Linked DNA regions of Homo sapiens: region 1 is linked to region 2. Evidence: chromatin loops called from intact Hi-C (ENCODE). Cell type or tissue: B cell. All regions are shown on one strand. Links, peaks and the distances in the headings refer to the core of each region. The heading gives the core; the rest is flanking DNA. Region 1 overlaps ST3GAL5 (ST3 beta-galactoside alpha-2,3-sialyltransferase 5). Region 2 holds the start of LOC105374843 (a long non-coding RNA gene).

Region 1 (8,000 bases), core at 1-8,000, 140 kb before region 2:
ATCATTAGTATCTTCACTTTGTAAGAGGTCTGAGCTGGCCCAGCAAACCTGGCTCCTAAAACAACAGCCTCTACCTATAGAAATCAGCACACAAACACCACCATTGATAACAAATGTTTAAATACGAATTGGCATCTTCATGAGGAAATCAGCAGGAAAGCCAAGCAAGGAATCTGCCTTGACCCTGAGCCCCCGAATGGAGGGGCTCACCCCTGGCCAGGCCTGCCCAGCAGGTGATGCTCCGGGTGCTTAATGCCAAGCTGGTGGAAGCGGGACACACAGAGCGGCCACACACACTGCACATTCATCTCAAAACCCTAGGCCCGAAGGTCATGAATGGCAATTTTTAGAGACCTAAAGGCCTAACCCTCCACTAGAGAATCATATCCTAAGTATCTGGTTTTACAAATCTCCTAGGACAGAAAGGAACATCTGAGAAGTGGCAAGAGGGACCCGGAGAAGCTCACTGATGGCCACGGGACTAGAAAGAGGTGCGTGAGCGAGCTGGATGCTCGCCAGGCTGCCAGGTCTCCTCTTCAGAAGCTGCATCTGGAAAGGAGTGAAATTTCATTCCATTTCCATTCTCACCAAGAGGTTAATTTCAGGTTTCAAACTTAATTTTCTTCTTTTTTTTTCTTTTTTTTTTTTTGAGACAGAGTCTCGCTCTGTCACCCAGGCTGGAGTGCAGTGGCGCAATTTCAGCTCACTGCAACCTCTGCCTCCCAGTTTCAAGCCATTCTCCTGCCTCAGGTTCCTGAGTAGCTGGGATTACAGGCGTGCACTGACACACCCGGCTACTTTTTGTATTTTCAGTACAGACGGGGTTTCACCATGTTGGTCAGGCTGGTCTCAAACTCCTGACCTAGTGATCCACCTGCCTCCACCTTCCAAAGTTCTGGGATTATAGATGTGAGCCACCACGCCCAGCCCAAACTTAATTTTCTAGACTGTGGGTAGGGCACATTTCTCAGTAGTCACCTTCTGACTGTGACCCCTCCTGCGCCTAAGTGACAGTGGATGCAGTAGTAAATCCTGAGTGAGTTTCTACATGTCCTGGCAACGTCTAAAGCCACAGCAATTCCTTGTCCTCTTTTGTTTCAACTCGTTTAACAGATCTCCACTGATTGCCTGGAGACAGGGCTTTTTCTGTAGAGAGCTCACACAGAACTCCATCTCATAGCCACTCAGAACAGGAGGACCACATGGGCCATGTCCTCCACTCTGGGATGGTTTCTGTTCTTGCTTCAATGGTGCACAACCAGACATCATTGTCTTGGGGGCTTCCTCAGAGCTTGTCCCACATCTTTAAGTAAGTTGAACCGGCATCTGCTTCAGCTGCTCTCTTCCCCCTCCACTGCTTGCCCATAGCTCACAGCTCAGAAGAAAGTGCCTCAAGGCGAGTGCCGCACCTTCAGGAGCTGCAATGAAGAGAGGAAGCAGTGTGACTAGGCTGTGAGGACTCCAGAGCTCCCAGGAAGGCCTCAGAGGCGTCAGCTGGGGCCTGGGTGGCATTCATCCAGATGAGGCTCACTGGAAGCCAGGAGCTGGTGACTCTCTCGTAAAATACAAGAACTCCCGTTCGTCTTATATCCAGGGACAAAAATAAAGGTTTCAGTTTTTAACATCTTCCAGGCTGCGCTTGCAGGTTGCCCACAATTAAGACAAAGTAGACATCTGGTAGTGCCAATTGTTAATGCTGTGGCAGTGTGCCATAAAAACATCATGTGAAATTCACAGAAAGGTATTAAAAACAATCAAAGTAATTTTCCTCAGCAAAATCCCCACTTTCATTTCCACTCTGAAATCTTAAGGACAACCCTTCTCAGAAATACAAGTAAGTGGCATAATTCTTAGTAAAAGGCAATGTTCTATTGCACTTATTATTTTTTAAAAATCCGGAACAGGGCAGAGCATTCAGATTGAAAGAAAACTTGTGTCTGGCATTAATGAGATGTGGGAAGGAGCTCAATTCTGCCATGGATCACGTGATCTGGGGGCATCAGTGACCTTGTGGAACTTTCATTTCCCACACCTGTAAACTCTGGTGCTGGTCGCTTCTTCGCAGGTTGCTCTGATGCCCTAAGCATTTTGCCCAGTACCTGGCATGTGTGGAGACTTGTATGATATCACACAAGGACAATAACTGAGGGTCACGTTATTGACATATTTTACTCACATTTAAGTTATAACTCTTACCCAGTTAGAAGCAGAAAAAAATTTAAATAACCAAGTCATGGAAATAACACTACACTATAAACTCAACCAGTTGGTGGAAGCCTGGGGTGGGGTTGAGGGTGGGGACTGACTGCAGAGGGGCTCCGGGGAACTCGCTTGGGCCATGGGAATGTGCTAAAGCGGGATTGTGGTGACAGAGGCGTGGCTGCATAAGTTTTTAATACTCATCAAACAATGGGCTTCAAAGGATTAAATCTTATGTAGATTTCATCCCATCAACTGTTAGAAAAAAAAATAATCAGGAGATCTGGAGGCTGGACTCAGTTCTAGATTGATTTAACTAGCAGCGTCGTCTTTGTTAAAGCATTTCTCCCTAGGTCGAGGCTTCAGTTTTCTTACCTCTAAGATATCCCAGGAAGGCCTGGAAAGCGGGGAGCAGCACTAAGGAGAGAAAAGACTCGGTTTGAAGATGCTGGTGCCTGGGCTCACTGAATGCTTCAGCAGGGAGGGCCCTGCTTCCTTTAAAGGCACGGTGTAGGTCTGCAGAGTCCGAGAGAAGACGATGAAGAAGCGGCTGAGTCCATCTGGCCATAATTAACTGCACGCAATGCCATCCGCAGGGAGATAAGGTCTTTAGCTCTCAGAAAGGAGAGAGGGCCAAGTTCAAAATGCTGCTACTACACAGCCCAAACCGAAACTGACATCAACGTGCCCTCGTCTCTCTTAAAACATCTTTTGAGTGCAATTTCACATCTGAACCACACTTTCAAAGTGTCCAGGCATCCCTTCAGAGCCCACTGGTAGTCTTTTTAACAACTGGCACATTAAGGGACATATTTAAATAGAAAATACAAAACCCACAACTGCCACAGCCACACTTCCTCTGCTGCAGTAATGAAGGCGGGGACCAGCGTCACCAGACAATGCTCAAGTCTAGCAGGGCTGGCAGGGTCCCACTCACACTGTGGGCTGCTGAGTGGAACCAACAGAGCTAACAGGGCCCCACCCTTATGGCTCTGAGACCTTCTTCTGCCCATATACATCCACGATAATTCAAATTTGTCCACGTGCTCTTGTGGTAAGGATCAAATCTCCACTGACTGCCTGGAGACGGGATTTTCTTCATGGAGAGCTCACACAGAACTCCATGTCATAGCCACTCAGAACACGAGGACCACACGGGCCATGTCCTCCACTCTATTCTTGCTTCAGTGATGCACAAATTAAGGAGCTGCTTCGTGCTTAGTGTAGCATTCAAGGCCTTTTGCTATCTGGCCCTGTCTCATTTTCAGTCCCATATCCTGTGATCCCTCCTCCCCAAATCCTCAGTGATAGGCAACTCTTGCCATTCCTCTCATGTGCAAAGCATTCTGAGGCCTGCACTTCTGCACAAACCACCTCTTCTGCGTGGAAGGAAGCAGGATATCCTGTCAGGACCGTTTTGAAAAGTGGAGCATTTTAACAAGGTCAAAATGTTAAAAACCTACTTAAAAAAATTCTCTAGTAACACAATAAGACACCCTCAATTCCACCATAATTATAGCAGGCTTTCACTTTCTATTTTACTAGTTTCAAACTCACGGAGTTTTACAAACATGTTTGACTTACACAGCTGCCCCCCATTCCTTCCTCTTTCTCTATGAAAAATTACAGGGGACTTTCTCCTTTACTTATTTCCGTATTACTTGAATTTTTGGTGTTTTTTTTAAATAATTGAAAAAAGTAACCTTTTAGAAATCGCTCAGCACTGGGGTGACATGGTAGATGGACACTGTGGGCTGCTGCTCAGTTTTGCTTAAGTGGCTTTGGCTCCTTCTCCAGGCAGGTAGGTGTAGGACCAGGGAGGCCAACTCCCCCATCAGAAGTCCTCCCAACCCCCCTCGTCAGTGATTGGTCAGGAGTCCTCACTGAAGCCCATCAAGGAAGGGCATTGGCATCTATGAAGGCTACTATTGGTCCAGCCATGAGCTTAGGTCTAAAAATTGGCCCAGTAGCCTAATGAAAGGACTTACATTCCATGGTTCAGGGAGAAGGGGCAGGGAGCGGGTGCTGGGCTTTTCCCTGTCTACCAGTGGATGTTTAGGTTGAAGAGAACTATCAGTCCTGTTCCTCACATTAAACCTAAGGTGCATTACTGATGTACTCAAAGAATTACAAGTTATAACCGGATTTTCTGTACAATCTAGAGTTCACAGGTAATGGAAGATTACACTGTGATTCAAGTACTATCTCCCCTTCCCCCTGAAGTTGAATATATGTAAGTGCATATTAAGTAATGTAAGATGTTAAGCACACAGCCCCTGTCTCCCAAGACCTGGCCTGGAAAACAAGTGGGGAAGATGAACAGCTGAAATCCTACAATGATAAACATCAGGATTAAGGCATGAGGGGGCTCTCTCACACACACAGAGGGACGATCAGGGATAGCCTCTTAGAAGGGGTAACCGCTGAGCTGAGACTTGACTTAAAATACGAGTAACAGAAGGGCGAAGGGCAGGGAAAGGCTCTAGGCAGCAAAGAAAGAAAGAATGCAGCAAATAGAGGAAAGTTCTTTTCAACAAATGGTCCTGGGACAACTGGAGAACAACATGCAAAAGGATGACCTTGGACCCTGACCTCACACTGATATGGTTTGACTCTTTGTCCCCACCCAAATCTCATCTGGTAGCTCCCATAATTCCCATGTGTTGTGGGAAGGACCCAGTGGTAGATGACTGAATCATGGGGGCAGGTCTTTCCTGTGCCGTTCTTGTGGTAGTGAATGGGTCTCATGAGATCTGATGGTTTTAAAAATGGGAGTTTCCCTGCACAGTTTCTCTCTTTTGCCTGCTGCCATTCATGTAAGACGTGACTTGCTCCTCCTTGCCTTCTGCCATGATTGTGAGGCTTCCCCTGCCATGTGGAGTTGTAACTACAATTAAACCTCTTCTGTAAATTGCCCAGTCTTAGGTATGTCTTTATCAGTAGTGAAAATGGACTAATATACCATATACAAAAATTAATGCAAAACGAATCAAAGACCTAAATGTAAGAGGTAGTATGTTATAAACATACTAGAAGAAAACTTGGGACTAAACAATAGTTTCTTAGATATGACACCAAAAGCATAAATGACCAAAGGAAAAATAGGTAAATTGGGTTTCATCAGAATTAAAGACTTTTGTGCTAAAAATGATACCCTAAAGAAAGTGAAAAGACAACTTAGAGAGTGGAGAAAATACTTGGAAATCACATACCAGATATAGGGTACTGGTATCCAGAACACAGAAAGAACTCTTACAATTTAAGAATAAAAAGTCAAATAGCCCAATTAAAAATGGGCAAAGGATCTGAATGGGCATTCCTCCAAAGAAAACACACATACGGTCAATGAGAGCACATGGGAAAGATGCTCAGCATCATTAGCTATCAGCAAATCAAAACCACAATGAGATATCACTTAACATCTATCAGGATGACAGTAGTAAAAAAGGAAAGATAATAACAAATGTTGATAAAGATGCGGAGAAACTGAAACTCTGGTACCTTGCTTACAAGAATGTAAAATAATGCAACCATTTTGGAAAACAGCTTGGCAGTTCCTCAAAAAGCAAAACATAGTTACCATATGACCCAGCAACTATATTCCTAGTATATACATAAAAGAACTGAAAACAGGTACACAAATACTTACATACACATGTTCACAGCAGCATTATTCATAATAGCCAAAAGTGGACACAACCCAAATGTCCACTAACTGATGAATGGATAAACAAAATGAGGTATATCCATACAATGAGGTATTATCCAGAAATAATAATGAAGTACCGATACATGCTACAACATGGGTGTACCTTCAAAACATTATCCTAAGTGAAAGAATCCAGTCACAGGAGACCATGAAATGAATAACATGAAATGTCCATAATAGGCAAATCTATACAGACAGAAAGTAGATTACTGGTTGCCTAGGATTTGTGGGGAGGGGGAAATAGGGAGTGACTATGAATGGATATGGAGTTTCTTTTTGGGATACTAAAAACCTTCTAAACTTAGATCATGGTGATGGTTGCACAGTTCTGTAAATCACTAAAACCATAGTGTATTGCACAAAATCACTGCACTGTATCCCTTTTTTTTTTCTCAGTGTCTTGTTCTGTTCTGTTTTATGGGCTGGAGTGCAGTGGCATGATTATAGCTCACTGTAATCTCAAACTCCTGGGCGCAAGTGATCCTTCTGCCTTAGTCTCTGGAGTAGCTAAGACTACAGTTGTGAGACACCACACAAGGCTAATGTTTTTATTTTTAATAGAGATGATGTCTTGGTATGTTGCCCAGGCTGGTCTCAAACTCCTGGCCTCAAATGATCCTTCCTGCCTCGGCCTCCCAAAAAGCTGGGATTATAGACAGGAGCCACCATGCCTGGCTGTACTGTATGCTTTAAATGGGTGAACTATGTGGTGTGTTAATTATATCTCAATAAAAATGTTTTAAGGGCAGGGCATGGTGGCTCATGTCTATAATCCCAGCACTTTGGGAGGCTGAGGCAGGAGGATCACTTGAGTCACTTGAGTCCAGGAGTTTGCGACTAGCCTGGGAAACACGGTAAGACCCTGCCTCTACCAAAAAAAAAAAAAAAAAAAAAAAAAAAAAAATAGGCACGTATGGTGGTGCATGCTATAGTCCCAGCTACTCAGGAGGCTGAGGTGGGAGGATTGCTTGAGCCTGGGAAGTTGAGGCTGCAGTGAGCAATGATCGGGCCACTGCACTTCAGCCTGGGTGACAGCGTGAGGCCCTGCTGAAAAGAAAAGAAGCTGGGCTCAGTGGCTCATGCCTGTCATCCTAGCACTTTGGGAGGTTGAGGCGGGTGGATCACCCGAGGTCAGGGGTTTAAGACCAGCCTGGCCAACATGACAAAACCCCATCTCCATTAAAAATACAAAAATTAGCTGGGTGTGGTGGCACATGCCTGTAATCCCAGCTACTCGGGAGGCTGAGACAGGAGAATCACTTGAACCCAGGAGGTGGAGGTTGCAGTGAGCTGAGATCATGCCACTGCACACCAGCCTGGGAGACAGAGTGAGACTCCGTCTCAAAAAAAAAAAAAAAAAAGAGAAAAGGAAAGAAGAGAAGAGGTTTACCCAAGGACCTGTGAGGGGTTGAGTGTGCCTAAAATACATAGAGTTGGGACAATGGAGGTGGCACAAAAAGACTGGAGAGATCAGTAGGAACCAAGTCATGAACGGTCTTCTGGGCCAGACTAAGGAGTCTGGGTATTTTCCTGAAGGTAAAGGAGAGGCACCAAAGAGTTTTAAGGAGGGAAGCAATATATTAGATTCAAATTGTAGAACACGACTACTCCGGCCACAGTGGGGCATGGCTGGATGCAGGAAGGCAGGTGAGAAGACACACAACCAGGGAAACAGGAAGAGCAGGTGACTCTAAAGGGCAGCCCTCGCTCACTACACCTTTCCTTAGAATGCCACGTACTATGTATTTTTACAGACATAGTCCCTACTCTCAAGTAACTTATACTTTAGATGGCAGGATGAGAGGCTCGTATGAATTAGGATAATACCGATGGAATGTGGCAAGCTTCAGAGGAGCTTGGAAGTAGCAGTGAGGTTCAGTCTGAAAGTCACTGAGTTGGGGACTGGTTAGGCTGCATGCAGGTGTTCTTTGAGAGCCTACCGTTTGAGACAACTCCACCCAGAATTCAGAACTTTGAAAGCCCCAGGTTACGAAACCAGCCTCCATCTTCCAGTCAGGCACTGGCAAATTGCTGAGAACCACAGAATCTCAGACCTGGAAGGGATCAGAAAGGCCCCTGAGCCCCTCCCTGT
Region 2 (16,197 bases), core at 4,591-12,590:
GAGACATTAGTCAAAGGACACAAAAGTTCAGTTAGGAGGAACAAGTTCAAGAGATCTGTTGTATAGTGTGGTGACCGTAGTTAATAGTAATGTATAGTATGTCCGAAAATTGCCAAGACAGTAGATGCTAAATGTTCTTATCATAACAATAAGTAGGTGAGGTGGTAAATATATTAATTAGCTTCATTTAACCATTCCACAATATACACTTATATCAAAACTTCATGTTGGAAAGCATAAATATCATTTGTCATTTGTCAATTAAAAAAAGAATCAGACACATAGTCTCACAAATGCTGTTTCTCTGGTTTGCAATTGTATTCATGTTGAAAATCCAGCAAATGCTGCTGGCTGTATACGCTTCTTGCCCTAATGCTGGACTGAAAAGCAGGAAATTCTGTGAGAGTTAGACCACCATGGATAGACTGGGATGTATGGTCACCGAAGGTGTGATGCTGAATAAGAAGAAGTTTGGTCAATCTGGGGGCTGAATTTCAAGGCCCAGCGCGGTGCGGTGGGGAGAACAGAGGCTTCACGTCAGATAGCCCTCCGTTGGCATCTGATACTGTCCCCTCCTACTGAGGACCCAGGAGAATCGTTGGCAAGAGGATTGGTGATAATGACATAAGGGGCCTCAGCCCAAGGCCTAGCTCATCAGGCACTTAATGAATGGTATTAATGTCACCTCTAACTGCCGTTCTCCATTCCTGTGGCCTGCTGGGACTTGTCACCAAAGCTGTCTGGGTAGGGGTGCTCTGTGCATGAGGAGAAGCCTCCTCTTTCCTGTTCACCTGACCCTGTTCTGCTATCCTGGGCATCAGTTAACTTCACACTAAGTGCTGGAATCAAGGGGCATATTCCTCTGCAGGCATTCCAGTTAGACTCTGTCCCTGGCAAATAGGTTTCAACTCACTTTTCACCTCCAAACAATTGTTTAATACTGGTTTGGACCGGGCGTGGTGGCTCACGCCTTTAATCCCAGCACTTTGGGAGGCCGAGGTGGATGGATCACCTGAGTTCAGGAGTTCGCGACCGGCCTGACTAACATGGTGAAACCGGTCTCTGTCTCTACTAAATACAAAAAAAATTAGCCAGGCGTGGTGGTGCATGCCTGTAATCTGAGCTACTTGGGAGGCTGAGACAGGGGAATAGCTTGTACCTGGGAGGCAGAGGTTGCAGTGAGCTGAGATAGTGCCATCGCACTCCAGACTGGGCAACAAGAGCGAAACTCCATCTCAAAAAAAAAATATATATATATATGTATATATATATGTATTTGAAGTGCCCTGTTGAGAACTCTGGGCTTCTAGAAAACAATGCTGCAATTGATTGGTAATGTCGGCCATGGCCTAGGAGAAGAGAGCAGGGCACGCAAGCTCCATGGTCGAATTCCAGACCCAGGGCTCCCTCCCAGGCAGGCTGCTCACATTGGGCTCCCCAGAAGGTGACGCCAGGACAAGGATTTGTGTGCAAGTAGTTTTTAAAGAAGGGATACCAGGAGTGGGGAGTGGGACAAGGAAGGGATAGAAGGGAAGAGACAGAAGCCTATACGGGGGTGCTAATAAGTGGGTTCCCACTAAGTTACAGAGGCCCACCTGGGGGCACCTCTGGGAGAGGACAGGGAATGTTCCTCAGAGTTTTCCACCTGAGGGGAGAGGGAGGGACAATTTATCCTGCCATGCTCCCCAGCCTGCCAGCCCACCCCACAGTGAGCCCTGAGTTGGAGGTCCTGGTGGCTGTGGGAGACACCCTTGTGCACTCCTGGACAAGGTGCCAATTCCAGAAGTCCCAGTGCCCTGCCTTATCCAGGAATGGCCAGCTCTGCACTGACAGTGGCACTGAACCCAAAGTTCACAAGGGGAGATTCTGGAGTTGGCCAAACCTGGGTTCAAATCCTGGCTCCAGCTGTGTGACTTTGGCAAGTTACTGGATTTCTCAGCATCCCCTAACAACCTAGAGGCAACAATTTGGGTTGTTGCGAGGGTCCCCTGATACTCCCCTCTGAGATCTTCCCTGACACTCAGCTAACTCAGCATCTGCCTCCCCCACCCCTGTCTTGCATCTGCCTGGCTCTGCACACACATATAAAACATAAATTTCCCAGAGACCCAGCCTCAATCTACTTGAGAAGATCTGGGAAGAGAGTCTCGAGCTGCCACAGGGGACATAAAAACAGGCAAATTGCCTCCAGACACAACGCCAGCCTGGAGATCCCCAACAGGCAGGAGCTGACGGTCCACTGCCGGGCAGAGGGAGGATGGTTGACAGGCCTTTTATGCTCATTTTTAATGACCTTTTTAAAAGTTCTGTTTTTGCTTTTGTTTTATAACATCCATCAGAAATAATAATGTTGTGCAAGTATACAATTGATGCAGAAGCAGATACACATATTAGGGAGTGTGCTCAAAAATATTTTATGAGTGCATAACCAAAAAACTTTGGAGACAACTGCAATCGATCCTCCTTTCTTGGCCTGGATAACGCATCTGGCCTTGCTTGCTCTTAACTCTCCCCACACCCTGCTCTGCTTGTCTCACTCTCTTCTCATAAATTATGTCTTGCGAAAATTCAGTCCCTGGCCTCTAAAAGTTTAGAAAGGAATCTGTTACATGTTACTTGTATGAACACCATGAGAAGCCAAATCCTGCCCCGTCCCAGCCTTGGATTATTTTTCCTGGGCCTCTCTCCCATCCCCACCTCCTGACCCATCTCCCACCTGTGCTCCAGCCAGACCACACCTTGGCAATCCTCCAGGCAGAGCCTCAGTGTCCCACCCCAGGCATTTCCACAAGGTGTGTCTTCTCCCAGCCCTGCAGGTCTTAATCGCCTCTGGCTCCAAAGCCCAACACAGACGCCGCATCTACCACAAAGCTTCTCTGGATCCTGAAACCACCAGGAGACACATCCTCTAGTGCTTCCTGGAAACTGTACCTGACATGTGCCCAGTGAGACCTGACACATGCTGCTTTGGGTCAGGACATGCTACATAACTTGTGGGGCTCAGTGCAGAATGAAACCGTGGGCACCCTGTTTAAAAAGGGAGAAAAAGGTGTTGCTGAAAGTGCTAAAATGTAAAGCTTTCTCCTTTCCTCCACGGTCTCTCTCTTTCGGCATGTCATCCTGTTTTTTGTTCTCTATTGACGTCCGTGCTCCATCAGGCACGAGGATACCAATATCAGTGCAGACCCTCACAGGCACCTGGGCCCCCACCCTCTACCCCGGAGCCCATAGACCACTGGCTGCCCTGATCCCCTCCCACTATAGCTGCTGGGTCAGCATGTTGAGTTATAGCTGCTGAGTCAGTGTGCTGGGCCGGGCATCTCCCTATTCCATGGGCCTGCTGCCCCAACCCATGGGGGACGGTAGACCCCCAGGGATATCACCATTTCTGCGCTGGGATGCTGGATCAGGGGTGAGCAAGAGGTCTACCCCTGCTGATTGACCCACCAAGCATAGTGTTAAGCTGCCCCCATGCCTTCCACACCTTAAAGAACTCACAGTCTTGGGTAGTATTTCTCAAACTCTGAGTACCATCTTCCCATATTTCGCTACAGGTACTATCATTTACTTAATACTTTTATTTTTTAGAAGGGGTCTCACTCTGTCGCCCAGGCTAGCGTGCAATAGTGCCATCATAGCTCACTGCAGCCTCAACCTCCAGGGCTCAGGCGATCCTCCCACCTCAGCCTCCAGAGTAGCTGGGACTACAGGCATGTGCCACCAGGTCTGGCTAATTATTAAACATTTTTTAGAGACAAGAACTTGCTTTGTTGCGCAGGCTGGCCTCAAACTCCTGGCTTCAAACAATCCTCCTGACTCAGCCTCCCAAAGTGCTGAGATGACAGGCATGAGCCACTGTGCCCAGCAAATACTTAATATTTTTCTTTAGAGTAACTAATTTTTTTACCTGCAGTAAGTTTGCTCCTAAGGGAGTCTATGTACCCCTGTGCAATTATCTTAATAGATGGAATGTGATAATCACATATTTTTCTAATGCACATCAAAATCAATACTAAACTATTAAAATGTTTAAAATGCCTGTTCACATATCACCAAACGGCATCTCGTGGGCCAGCCCTGGAATGAGCTGCCTTCAGGGAAACACTGATTATATTGAGGAGGTTTGACTTACACAATGTGCAAGGATAATTATAACATAAAGCAGGGCTGGTCATGTTTGAGACCAGTGTGAGGCCCTCACTTAAAAGGCCTCACGTTTGGGGTTTAATGCTCTGAGTTGATTATCTTGAATGTTTTTTACCCTGAGATGGAGTTTCGCTCTTGTTGCCCAGGCTAGAGGGGAATGGCAAAGTCTCGGCTCACTGCAACCTCCGCCTCCCAGGTACAAGCAATTCTCCTGTCTCAGACTCCCAAGTAGCTCAGATTACAAGCACCTGCCACCATGCCCGGCTATTTTTGTATTTTTAGTAGAGACAGTGTTTCACCATGTTGGCTAGGCTGGTCTCAAATTCCTGACCTCAGGTTATCTACCCGCCTTGGCCCCCCACAGTGCTGGGATTACAGGCGTGAGCCACTGTGCCTGGCTTATCTTGAAATTTTTAATGATTTTCTCTTTGAGTTTGTGTTTTGTGAGTCGATGAGAGGATGAGGCGTGTGCTGGTGGTTTGGGCCTTGGCTTACGTGCCATCATGCCTTCTGCACCCTTCCAGGATGGGGTCTAGAGCATCACAGTCAGTAATGAGCCAAAGCTGGGTGACTAAATGAACAAATCAACTAATGAAAACATGGACACCCAGGAGCCTGAGCTTCTCCTTTTAAAATTTTGTTAAGTAGGACTGTTACTGATTAACCAGTTCACTCAAGATTAATGTATACACATTTTAGAAAAAATGATTAAAGAAATTAATTCCTTTAAAATATGTAGGCGGTGGCTCACACCTATAATCCCAGTACTTTGTGAGGCCGAGGTGAGTGGATCACTTGAGGTCAGGGGTTCTAGGCCAGCCTGGCCAACATGGTGTTTGTGTCTACTACAAATACAAAAATTAGCTGGGCGTGGTGGCGCATGCCTGTAATCCCAGCTACTCGGGAGGCTAAGGCAGGAGAATCTCTTGAACCTGGGAGGTGAAGGTTGCAGTGAGCTGAGATCGCGCCACTGCACTCCAGCCTGGGCGACAGAGCGAGGCTTTTTCTGAAAATAAATAAATAAATAATAAAATAAAAGATATAGAAGCTTGTTTTGGAATAACCTGCCTGCCCACTTTTTTGGGGCCTTTTTCTGACCAGGAAGTTCAGGCATGTGACCTGGAGACAAGCAAATGTACCACGTGATGTGAAGTGAACTCTCAGCCAGCCTTGGGCTTCCTTAGCCTGGGGACTGCATCCTCCAGGTGGTCTGAGATGACACTCTGTGACATGCATTTCTCAGGGTTTACCTTGTAGGGCTATGTGACTAGCAACTAGCAAGTCATACCCTTGGGAGGCCCTGGGTGAATACATGGCCAAATATTTATCATCAAAAGTTGCCAGCCCTTAGAGAAATGGCCTCCGTCTTCATCTTTCAATCAAATGTCACTTTATCAAACAACAGAGCCACAACATTTTTAAAAGGACAAAGACTGAAACGTCACCCATGACAAACATTTTGGAAACAAGATTTTCTAAAATGGAGAAAATAGAGGAACACATAGTTCGTGGTCATAGGCTGGCCACACCACCTGCCACTTCATTAGTCTTTGCCTGGGGACTTTTTGTTTCCTGATAATCATTAATATATATTTTTATGGGTTGTTTACTGGCTACATTTAATAGATGACAAAAAGGACAGTCTGAATATGTTGTTTTCCATCAACTGGAACATACCACTCACGTTTTCCGTATTTTGTATGAGAATCTTCATTCTGAAGTTTTGCAGTAAGCATTTTGAGTGAATGGACACATTTTAGGACTGACCACATAAATCAAGAGATGGATGTACATTCTTATTTCATTTTATTTTTTAGTTTTTAATTTTTTTTAGACAGAGTCTTACTCTGCCATTCAGGCTGGAGTGCGGTGGCAAGATCTCAGCTCACTGCAACCTCTGCCTCCCAGGTTCAAGCAATTCTCCTGCTTCAGCCTCCCGAGTAGCTGGAATTACAGGTGCGCACCACCACACCTGGCTAACTTTTTTGTATTTTTAGTAGAGACAGGGTTTCACCATGTTGGCCAGGCTGGTCTCAAACTCCTGACCTCAAATGATCCACCTGCCTCGGCCTCCCAAAGTGCTGGGATTACAGGTGTGAGCCACCATGCCCGGCCAGCATTCTTATTTTAGAAGTCAAAAATTCACACATCATTTTGCTTTCCAGATACACTCGGTGTTTCCAGTTCTTAGTACATTCTTCCAGATTTCGTCTGTGTTTCTGTGCAAGTGTGTGGCCAAGTGTGCGCATACCCACACTGTGCTGTCTGTTACTCACTGTGCCTCTTTCACTTGACTCTACCTGGGACATCTTTTCTCGTCAGTTCATAAAAATCTGTCTGATGAGAGGACTTTTTAAGATGACTCATCAGGCCAGGCGCAGTGGCTCATGCCTGTAATCCCAGCACTTTGGGAGTCTGAGGCAGGTGGATCACCTGAGGTCAGGAGTTCGAGACCAACCTGGCCAACATGGCGAAACCCCGTCTCTACTAAAAATACAAAAATTAGCTGCGTATGGTGTCAGGCACCTGTAATCCCAGCTACTTGGGAGGGTGAGGTAGGAGAATTGCTTGAACCTGGGAGGCGCAGGTTGCAGTGAGCTGAGATCGTGCCATTGCACTCCAGCCTAGGCAACAAAAGTGAGACTCCATCTCAAAAAAAAAAAAAAAAGACGACTCATCAGACACATTTTTGGGTCAGGCTCAAATGAAGTTCATGATTGCAAGGGTATTCTAGACTGACCCAAAGATTTTCTCCCCAACACCAAAAACTGGAAAACAGCCTGACAGTCATTAATTCCTGAGGGAACAGCTGACTCTTCTGAGACCATCTACTCTCTGCCCACAACCTCTCCTGCATACCCCAGCTGTGGCTCTGCTATTCATCCCAAATGTCCTGGCCAGGCCCACCCACTTGGCCAAAAAGTTGACTTCCCAGCCAGACCTGGTTGATCAATTGGCCACTATCCTTACAGGAAAAGTCTGAGTTATGAGAAAAAAAAAACTAATTTCTTCCAAAATATAAAAAGAAAACTGCATGATCAAAGTGAATAAATGTTTAATTAAATGCCTGCAAAGTGGAACACTATGTCAGCTTCCTTAATTGATACATTCAGTATTTTTAAAAATTTCATTACATTTGCAAAACAAATTGAAAGTAGCATTTCCTCCTTTGCAAGAATTCTTGAGGAGTGTGTGGTGATTGCCAAGAAATAACAAGTTGCTCATGTACTATTATTTTAAAAAGAAAAATTATCAAAACCATTTAAAAATATTTTGCAATATTAAAAATACACATGATCCTGATCTGATCACTATACATTAAATGTATCAAATCATCACTATGTATTCCATAAATATGTGCAATTATTATGTGTCAATTAAAAATAAACAAATAAATAATACACATATGTGTGCATATATGTGTATATACATACATATACTCAGTGTGGGCTGTTTGATGTGTTATTGGAACAAGGTCTTTAAAAGTAAGCTGAGGGGCACTTTGGGAGGCTGAGGCAGGCGGATCACAAGGTCAGGCAATCGAGACCATCCTGGCTAACATGGTGAAACCCCCTCTCTACTAAAAATACAAAAAATTAGCCGGGCGTGGTGGTACGCGCCTGTAGTCCCAGCTACTCGTGAGGCTGAGCTAGGAGAATCACTTGAACCCAGGAGGCGCAGGTTGCAGTGAGCCGAGATCATGCCACTGCACTCTAGCCTGGGTGACAGAGCAAGACTCCATCTCAAAAAAAATAAAAAAAAATTAAAAAATTAAAAAAGAAGCTGAGGGGCTGGGCGTGGTGGCTCACGCCTGTAATTACAGCACTTTGGGAGGCCATGGTAGATTAATCAGTTGATGTCAGTAGTTCCAGACCAGCCTGACAAACATGGTGAAACCCTATCTCTACTAAAAATACAAAAATTAGCTGGGCATGGTGGAGGGCACCTGTAATCCCAGATATTGGGAAGCTAAGGCAGGAAAATCACTTGAACCCAGGAGGCAGAGGTTGCAGTGAGCCCAGATCGCGCCACTGCACTCCATCCTGCGTGACAGAGCAAGACTCCATCTCAAAAAAAAAAAGTAAGCTGAGGGCTCAAGGGCCACACAGGTCTTCAAGAGGCCCAGCCCGGGATCCGCACACCCGAGAACCCTGTGCTGAGTCAGGATCCCCTTCTGTGGACACAAGATAGGAGTGGTGCTGTCAAGAGGAAGTTCTAAAAATAGACCCTAACATGTAGGGCAGAATATTAGTGGTTCTGAGAACTAGCAGAATCAGAGGCAGAAATGAGACATGTGACCAAAATGAAACCCCACAGCCCAAAGGGTATCTCCCTGGCTCCCCTGGGCCCTCTAGAAAAACTAGCAAAAAACTAGAAAAGCTAGTAAAACTCTTATCATTGGAGCCAGTGGCATTATTGGCCTCTATCCCCACTAAAATGTGAGTAACTTCAAAAGAAAATGCTCTTTTTTTCTTCCTCCAAAAACTTAAAGTGTAACATGTATAAAGAGAATGCATCTTTTTTTTTTTTTTTTTAAGACAGAGTCTTGCTCTGTTGCCCAGACTAGCATGCAGTGGCACAATCACAGCTCACTGCAGCCTCGACCTCCTGGGCTCAATCGATCCTCCCACCTCAGCCTCCTGAGTAGCTGGGACTACTTCCCTAGGGGTCCTAAGGAACCCACCCAGGGGTGTGCTGGGCAGTGTGTAACCACAGCTCTCTGAAAACAAAAGCCCTTAAATCCCTGATGGGTAGAATTGCCAGTTCTCATGGTGTCCCTACTCCCACCATGGTGACCAACATGAAGGTGTGGACGTGGAACTGTGAGGAGAGGAGCATGGTCAGCTTTTTTGAGCTGGTATGAGCTAGCTTCAGCACATCACTGCATCCCCCAGATGTGAAATCTGAGGAGTAAATATCCAGGAATTCAGAGAAATCCTGGGAAATTGGGCACGTCTTTCCTTTCTCAATAGTTCCCCAAAAGATGAGAGGAGCATCCCTGGCTGCAAATCAGGTAAGTTCCTCTCAGGGTGCAGCTGACCCTGATTCCCACCTTGAGTCCCTTTTGCAATGGGGAGGAAGTGAGAGCAGTGGCTCTACCCAAACCAAAGCTTGGGGGTGTCGCACCTTGGGTGGGACTGGCTCCACAGTGTACCAGCTGTGTGACCCCGGCTGAGTCTCCCTGACCTCCGGTTGTTTCTCTGCAGAATGAGTGGGCACAAGGAGGATGAAGAGGGCTCGGGGCACCGCCTGGCATGGATGATGCCATCTGTCAAGGAGAGTCACTGGTAGTGTTTGAGTCCTTAAGCGCACTCACTCCAGGGGAAATGGTGAAGTGGATGGCCATTGTCCTGGGAATCTTTGGGACTGTACATGACGATCATTGGGGCTCTTTTGTTTTTCTAGCCCATCAATGACTGACTTCAGACCCAGCAGAATAAGAAAGCCTTAAACTAGTAGCTTTATGTTCTTTTTCTGGATCTTCCTCTAAATTCTGCAAAGTAAGTGGCAGTGATCCATTTTATAGATGAAGAAACTAAGGCCCAGAGAGGCAATATCATGTCTGGCCTTGCTTCTCTGTGACTTATTTGACTTCTTCCTTTGGAGACCCTGAGAGCCAGGCAAACGTTCTCTAGGACAGACAGGCAGGAAGGTCAGAGGTGGGGGTGGAGGCACTGCTTCCACCCCACCCCCTGCAGAAGAGGCAGGAGTCAGCTGGGACAGAAGGGGCAGACCTGTGAGAGGCCTAATTACGCATCCTCTTTCCTGCCCTCCCTGTGGCATCTTTCCTGTTCCTTGGGAAACACTCTAAGATGGACATAGGTGGGCAGACAGTTTATTGTGTGCCCTGGAGTCAGGACACACAAGGAGAAGGAGGGAGTGGCGGTGGGAGAAACTGGGCTGTGATACAGTCCCAACAAAGACCTTGGCCAAGCCCTGGAGGAGCGCTGGAGCTGGGCTGGACGCTGACAGCTGCCCTGAGTTGGGACAAGAGTACCTGGCCTTTATGCCTTTATATTGACCAGTCATTGGATTTGGGCTGAATTGCTCCCAAAGAGGGCTTAGCTGAGGGACAACCACTGGGGTGCAGGCCCTTCAGTCCTGGAGGAGTCTGGGTAGCACCATGCCTAGTCCAAGTGGAACCGGTGTCTCCACGAGAGGCAATTTCCCTCTGAGTCTTGGAGGCCACATTCCTGAGAGAGAGAGTGTCATGACCCCACTCACTTGTCTGACCCAAGCTACCCAGGTCAAGGGGCACTGGCCAACCCATGGATTGACCAGTGTTTAGGTGAGGCATGCAAGAGTCTCCAAGCTAAATTAATTAATAAATTTAGAGACAAGGTCTCACTCTGTCACCCCGGCTGAGTCTTGTCATTCCTACAGGTGAATTGGTAGAGGAGGGACACAACCTGTTGGCTTCAGTGTGGGAAAAAGGTACAAAGAGGGCATGTGTCACCTGTCTGCCTCCCTCTCCCAGGTGAGCAGCTCCTGAGGAACGCATGCCTGGATTCGGGATCTCATATAGTGTCTGCCCTGGGAAGGCCCCCAACAGCTCCACCCTTTCCTGAAGAAGAGGAAGGAGGTGGGTATCTTTGGAGGCCCCAGTCCCATCTCATAGCACAGTACACAGGGGCATCTGCAGGACTAGAGGGACGGCTCCCCTGCCTCGCACCCCCTCCTCCCCACCCCATGAGAGAGGTGGGGCTCAAGAACCCCCACACAATGTCTTCATTGACACTTGTGGCCAAGTCAGCTTCTGGGTGCCATGGAAACCTCTCTTGGGAGCCCTGAGGGAAAGCAACAGCCCAGCCCTCCCACACTAAGCTCATTGTCCCCTGAGCAGTGAGAGCAGCCCCTTATCAGCCCCTTCCCAGGCCTGCAGATCCTGGCTTCCACCCCATCAGCAACATGAGCTTTCCTCTTGCCGGCCAGGCCTGGGGAGCTGGAGGGGTCTCATCAGTCACAGAATCCACCACCTGGGATCCTGTACTCCTTGGCCCCTTCCTTATTCCCCATGAAATCAAAGGCAGCCCCAGTAGTGAGGCAAGAGAGCTCATTTTTTAGTTGCACTAAAAATTTTTTTAGTGCTCATTTTTTAGCCCATTTTTTAGTTGTGCTGAGCCTTGAGAGTGGAGGGGGCACCAGGCAGAGAGAGGCCCCTCCCTCTGTTTGGGGCATACTTATGCCCTGAGCCAGCCACAGTGTCCCTCAGGCCTGCAGGAAGAAGGCCAGGCTCTGGAATAAATCCATCTGGGCCACCCCATGCCTGGTTCTGGCTTCAGGCTCCACTCATTCTTTTCTCCTCCCCCAAGTCCTGGAAACTTCCCCAGAAGTCCCTCCCCTGCCAGTCCCTCCCTTCCTTCTACCTCCCATGTCTCCTTGGGCCAAGGCCCATCTGCACAGATCCTGGCAGAATAAAGTCAGAGAATGTCAGGGCCAGAAGAGGCCTGAGAAATCAGAGCCCCGCATCTCTCTGCCATTCCATCCCCACTTACCATTTTATAGAGGAGAAGCTGAAGCTGGGTATGAGGAGGGACTTGCCCAAGATCACAAGCCAGGGCCTTCCCCTCCATTGGGCACCATTTCACCGGCCTCATGGGCTGCTTCTCCCTGCTCTGACCCAGAACTTGATCATCACAAACCAGGAGTATGCCAGGTCTTTGGAAGCAGTAAAACCTATAGAGATTGGAAGGCCCCGACCCAACCCTACCCAAAGTAGGGGTGTCAGCAACTAGAAAGAAGAAGGGCTCAGGATTACAGCACCTCCTCCCTTCAGCTGTCTGTCACCCAGGTGTCCCCATAACGACTCCCTCCACAGATACCCAGATGGCCAACAAGGGCAGCTCCCTTGAAACAAATGTCCCCCGAACTCCTCAGCCCCAGGAGGGAGGGGCCGTTGGGATGGGCAGCCCAGAGAGCCTGGGCTTTGCACCCAGAGCTAAGCGAGCTCAAATCCCAACTGGGCCACCTGGGACAGGTTATGCAGCCTCCCTATCACCCTCTGTAGAAGGAGAATCACAAAAAATTCTACCCACCTTATAGGGTTGCTGTAAGGATTTTGCAAGATATTGGATAGAAAGTTTCACACAACACTGGGCACAGAGAACACAGAGTGAACAGATGGTGTTGCTGTTCTCATCTATGACGACCTTTTACCCTTAGAACTCTGGGCACCAAGTTAGGGGTGGGGTGCCGGGTGGGGAGGAGTGCCAGGGAGCCAAGGGGAGGCCCTTAAGTGACGCTCAGAGAGGTCCTGACCTTCCCCAAAGCAGGAGTCCTTGGCCCAAGGGAGAATGAGTTTCGGACAGCCATGTGGCCCCCAGTAAGGGGCCCCCTAACATTCCATTTGGGCTTTAACAGGGGGTGGCCTGGAATGTCCAAGAAAAACAATCTGGTTATTCTGAGTGAAATTACAGCCTGGCTAAGGCAGGCTGGGTCTGCTTTAAATTAAACATAGCATTTCTGAGATTCTTTTCATCTCCTTGCCACTGCGGGTTAGCGGAGACATTACCTCACCTCACCTTCCACTCTGAGGTGGGAGGCCGACAGGGTGTGGGCCTGGGGGTGGGGACGAGAGAGGGAGGCCGGAGAGCCCACCAAGGGGGGCCAGGGGTCCCTCCTCACTCCAAGAGCTCAGGCTCTCACTGGGGCTGGGAGCAGTGGCTGTGTGGGGAAGAGGCGCACCCATGCACAGCCCACTCCATCCTTGGCATTTAGCAAAGGAATGACAGCACTTTCAAATACACTGCTTTCCTAGGAGCCCTTGGGGAAACTGGGTTGCGGTTTCACAGGTCCAAGGTCAGTCCCTTTCTTGCTCCCTGTCCCACACTTAGGTGCTGGGTGGCCGCGCCTGCGAGCTCCTCAGAACTCCAGGGTGTTTTCGCTCAAAAACAGATGGAGACACCAGTTTCCTCACTGAGTGGTTTTGGTTGGGGGTGGAGTTCCCTCCTGGCTTTGGAAGTTGCTTTTGGCCAGCTTTGCCTGCCTGTGGAGTCCTAGAAAATTCCACAGTGCTGCAGTCGGGTAGACCCGAGTGTGAGTCCCGCCTCCCAGGATAAGGTTCACCTTATCTTACTCAGATCCTGAATCCCCTCTTCTTTAACATGGGGAAGGAGACAGGGTTATGGGTTAGATGAAATTAAGCATGTTTGAGGTTCTTGTTTTAGATGAAGTACACCCAAAATTCTTTGGTTATAAGTTTCTATGAAACTTGAGGAAGTTTCTATTTCTTATAACCAAAGAATGTTGGGTATACTTGAAACTTGAAACTTTGGGTATACTAGAAACTTGAGGAAGTTTCTATTTCTGCCTTGTGTAAAACGGAAATTTTTTTTTTTTTCTGAAATCAGGGTACTCTCATGGAAACAGGCTGCAAAACCTCTCAGAGAATTGGAATCAGGAATTAGGAAAGGGATTTGCAGTTTCTCTCCCTCTGTCTCTGCCTGTTCTCGGGTATTTGCTTCCCTCAGGGCCTCAGTGGTAGGCTCCTGTCTGTACAAACCATTTACTCAGAGCCCCAGCCTTGGCCTGACATCATTTCCTCACGCTGGGTCCATGGTTAGAGCTCAGTGAAAGACAGCAGGTTTCTGTTGTGCTGCTTGGTTTTGCACATCAATATTAGCATGCTGAAGATTTCGTTTGTCCCTCCAGACCCACTCGCTCTCCTTTCTTCTCCACCTTGCCCTGATCCTGGGACTGGCCTGTAGGAACCACGTCAACTGAGCTCCCGCACCTTCTGGGTTCTGGTTGAGTTCAGCCCATCGTGGCCAGCAGCAGGGAATAGGAGGGCAGGAGGAAAGAGCCATCCTGGCACTTACTGTTCTCCCTCTTTGCCATGGGGGGTGGCTTGGTGGTGAAGTGTCTGGTTCCTCTACTGAAGGCCATGGCACACTTTCCAGCAAGCCCCTCCTTTGGCTATAGCTCTGTCTGCGTTCTTTTGTTGTTATTGGTTTTTTTGCTTGTTTGTTTTTTGTTTTTTGTTTTTTTTTTTTGAGACGAAGTCTCACTCTGTTGCCCAGGCTGGAATGCAATGGCACTATCTCAGTTCAGTGCAACCTCCGCCTCCCAGGTTCAAGTGATTATCCTGCCTCTGCCTCCCGAGTAGCTGGGATTACAGGCGTGTGCCACCACATCCAGCTAATTTTTGTATTTTTAGTAGAGATGGGATTTCGCCATGTTGACCAGGCTGGTCTTAAACTCCTGACTTCAACCCACCCACCTCGGCCTCCCAAAGTGCTATCTCTCTGCATTCTTGATGCCACGTTCCCGCCTTGGTCCTTCACGCTTAGGGTGGTGATGGCTCCCCACTGTTACTATCCCAGAGGTGCTGCACCATCCTTGTTCATTTTTTTCCATCTTGCCCATGTCTGCTCACTGTATTCTCTCCAGTGACTGAGCTGTAACTTTGAATTGCCATCTCTCTCCTGCTGGGACTCTGACTGATGCAATAAGATCAAGGGGAAGTCAGCTTTGTCTCTTTGCCCCACCTCCCACTCCGGCTCCCATAGGAAGTGGATGAAGAGCTCTAGGTTTGAGATAAACATTAGCAATAAGATAGAACTGAGCAGATACCCGTTATTCTGCTAGAGTGAAAAAGAATGCACGTGCACTGGGTGGAGTTACTTCTTTTGTAAAAAACTTCATTTTCCCGGGAGAATGTGACCACTGGGAAGAGGCAGAAATACGCTATCAATTTGGTCAGGGCTCTCTCTTTTTCTGGGCACACAGATGCCTAAAATTTCAGCATCATACAGGGTGTGGACAGAAAATATTTTTAAATTGTCAACTTCTAGGTATTTTTCACTCTCAAATTCATAGGATTAGTCACCGGAATCCCTGTCTTTTCCTTTCCTTTGGCAGTTTGGCTCATGGATATCTTGCTTTTGGCTTTGACTACTACAATAGCCTGTGACCCTGTCTCTGGTCTCTTTTTCCCTGTCTGTTCCACAGCCCTCTGTCAAGTTTGTCTTGGTTTGACCCAGGTCTATACATGTCAAGACCCAGATCAAAGCATTTTATGGCTTCCTGCTGAAGTGTCTGAACACTTCAGCCTGACATTCAAGGCTTCTGCAGCAGTCCTCAACTTTCTGGTCTACCTCCTATTTCAGGAACTTCCCACACCTGACAAATCAGATCTTCCTCACTGACCTTCCAACCCCTGCTCCCACTCTCTCCATCTGTTCTTCAACATGCCGTCCAAATCCCACATCCCAGCTAAGGCCTTCCCTGCCCACTCAGATGGAGGTGACTCCTCACGGTTAACCCCTGCCATTCTGAAGTGGGAGTGCTCAGAGATTAAGGAGGAAGAGCTGATGGAAAGAGAACCATATTCATACACCAGTTGCAGCCTCTGCACTGTCCTGTTTGGATATCATTCAGGGACACACAGAGGACCCTCTGTGCACCTCACTGCACAGATGCATAGCCAACTTCATCCCAAAGGAGCTAAGGGGAGACCCTGTGGCTCCAGGCAGTGTCACCTTCTCTTCAGGCCTCTCCATTACCTGGTTTTGTCCTCTGGCTTCATCATGTGATGGTGCCGGTCACTCTCTCTTGACAGAAAAATCTGGGGCCCCAGGTTGTGTCATCTGAGTGCTTGGATCAAAGGGTAAGACAGGGGACCTTAAGCAAGTATCAGGAAGAACTTCACCCAGGAGGTGCCTTCACAGCACAATCTGCCTATCTTCAGATGGGGAGTCCTGACCTGGCCTTGTGAATGCTGTGGGACCCCAGGCCTCCTTTTGCCCATATAGAAAGTCCAAGTCTTTGCTGCTTTTGAGGTTAAGCATCAGTTGGTTTCAACTATCTTTGGCTACACACACACACACACACACACACATACACACACAGAGCTTTGAGGATTCATAATACTTTTGCTCATTCAATCTTGAGTTGCAATTGCTTTGACCATAGCAACAGAGTCCTCCATAACAAAGGCCTTTACAACATTTTAACAGTGAATATAATGCAATTAATTTTTTGCAGCAATTAATTACACATGCGTTAAGAAACCATAAACTTGTAGATTTCTGTCTCTCCCTGGGAAAATTC

The links. Peaks named below come from ENCODE experiments on the same cell type or tissue, not always from the same donor. Only the 100,000 strongest peaks of a DNase experiment are listed, where the experiment ranks them.
Region 1: a loop joins it to region 2, with 2.1 times the contacts of the local background. A loop is called at or near these places in 3 of 110 quality-filtered maps.

What each region holds. Positions count from the first base shown.
Region 1 is chr2:85,850,286-85,858,285 of GRCh38, forward strand. All of the region lies in intron 3 of ST3GAL5 (ST3 beta-galactoside alpha-2,3-sialyltransferase 5), which reads right to left. Among named protein-coding and RNA genes, the nearest start is that of ST3GAL5, 35 kb to the right of the region's middle. RefSeq lists enhancers at 3,162-3,301, 3,312-3,411, 3,782-3,911. In B cell, for the core only: no CTCF peak of the experiment used is centred there; DNase peaks (open chromatin) are centred at 1,326, 2,004, 3,096 and 3,756; H3K4me3 peaks cover 3,999 bases; H3K27ac peaks cover 6,000 bases.
Region 2 is chr2:85,985,789-86,001,985 of GRCh38, forward strand. LOC105374843 (a long non-coding RNA gene) reads right to left here and starts at 12,290. Exons shown (of 3, transcript XR_940318.3): 1 at 12,183-12,290; 2 at 11,643-11,853. RefSeq lists a cis regulatory region at 8,090-8,603 and enhancers at 8,344-8,533, 8,574-8,753. In B cell, for the core only: no CTCF peak of the experiment used is centred there; DNase peaks (open chromatin) are centred at 8,403 and 9,223; H3K4me3 peaks cover 373 bases; H3K27ac peaks cover 1,059 bases.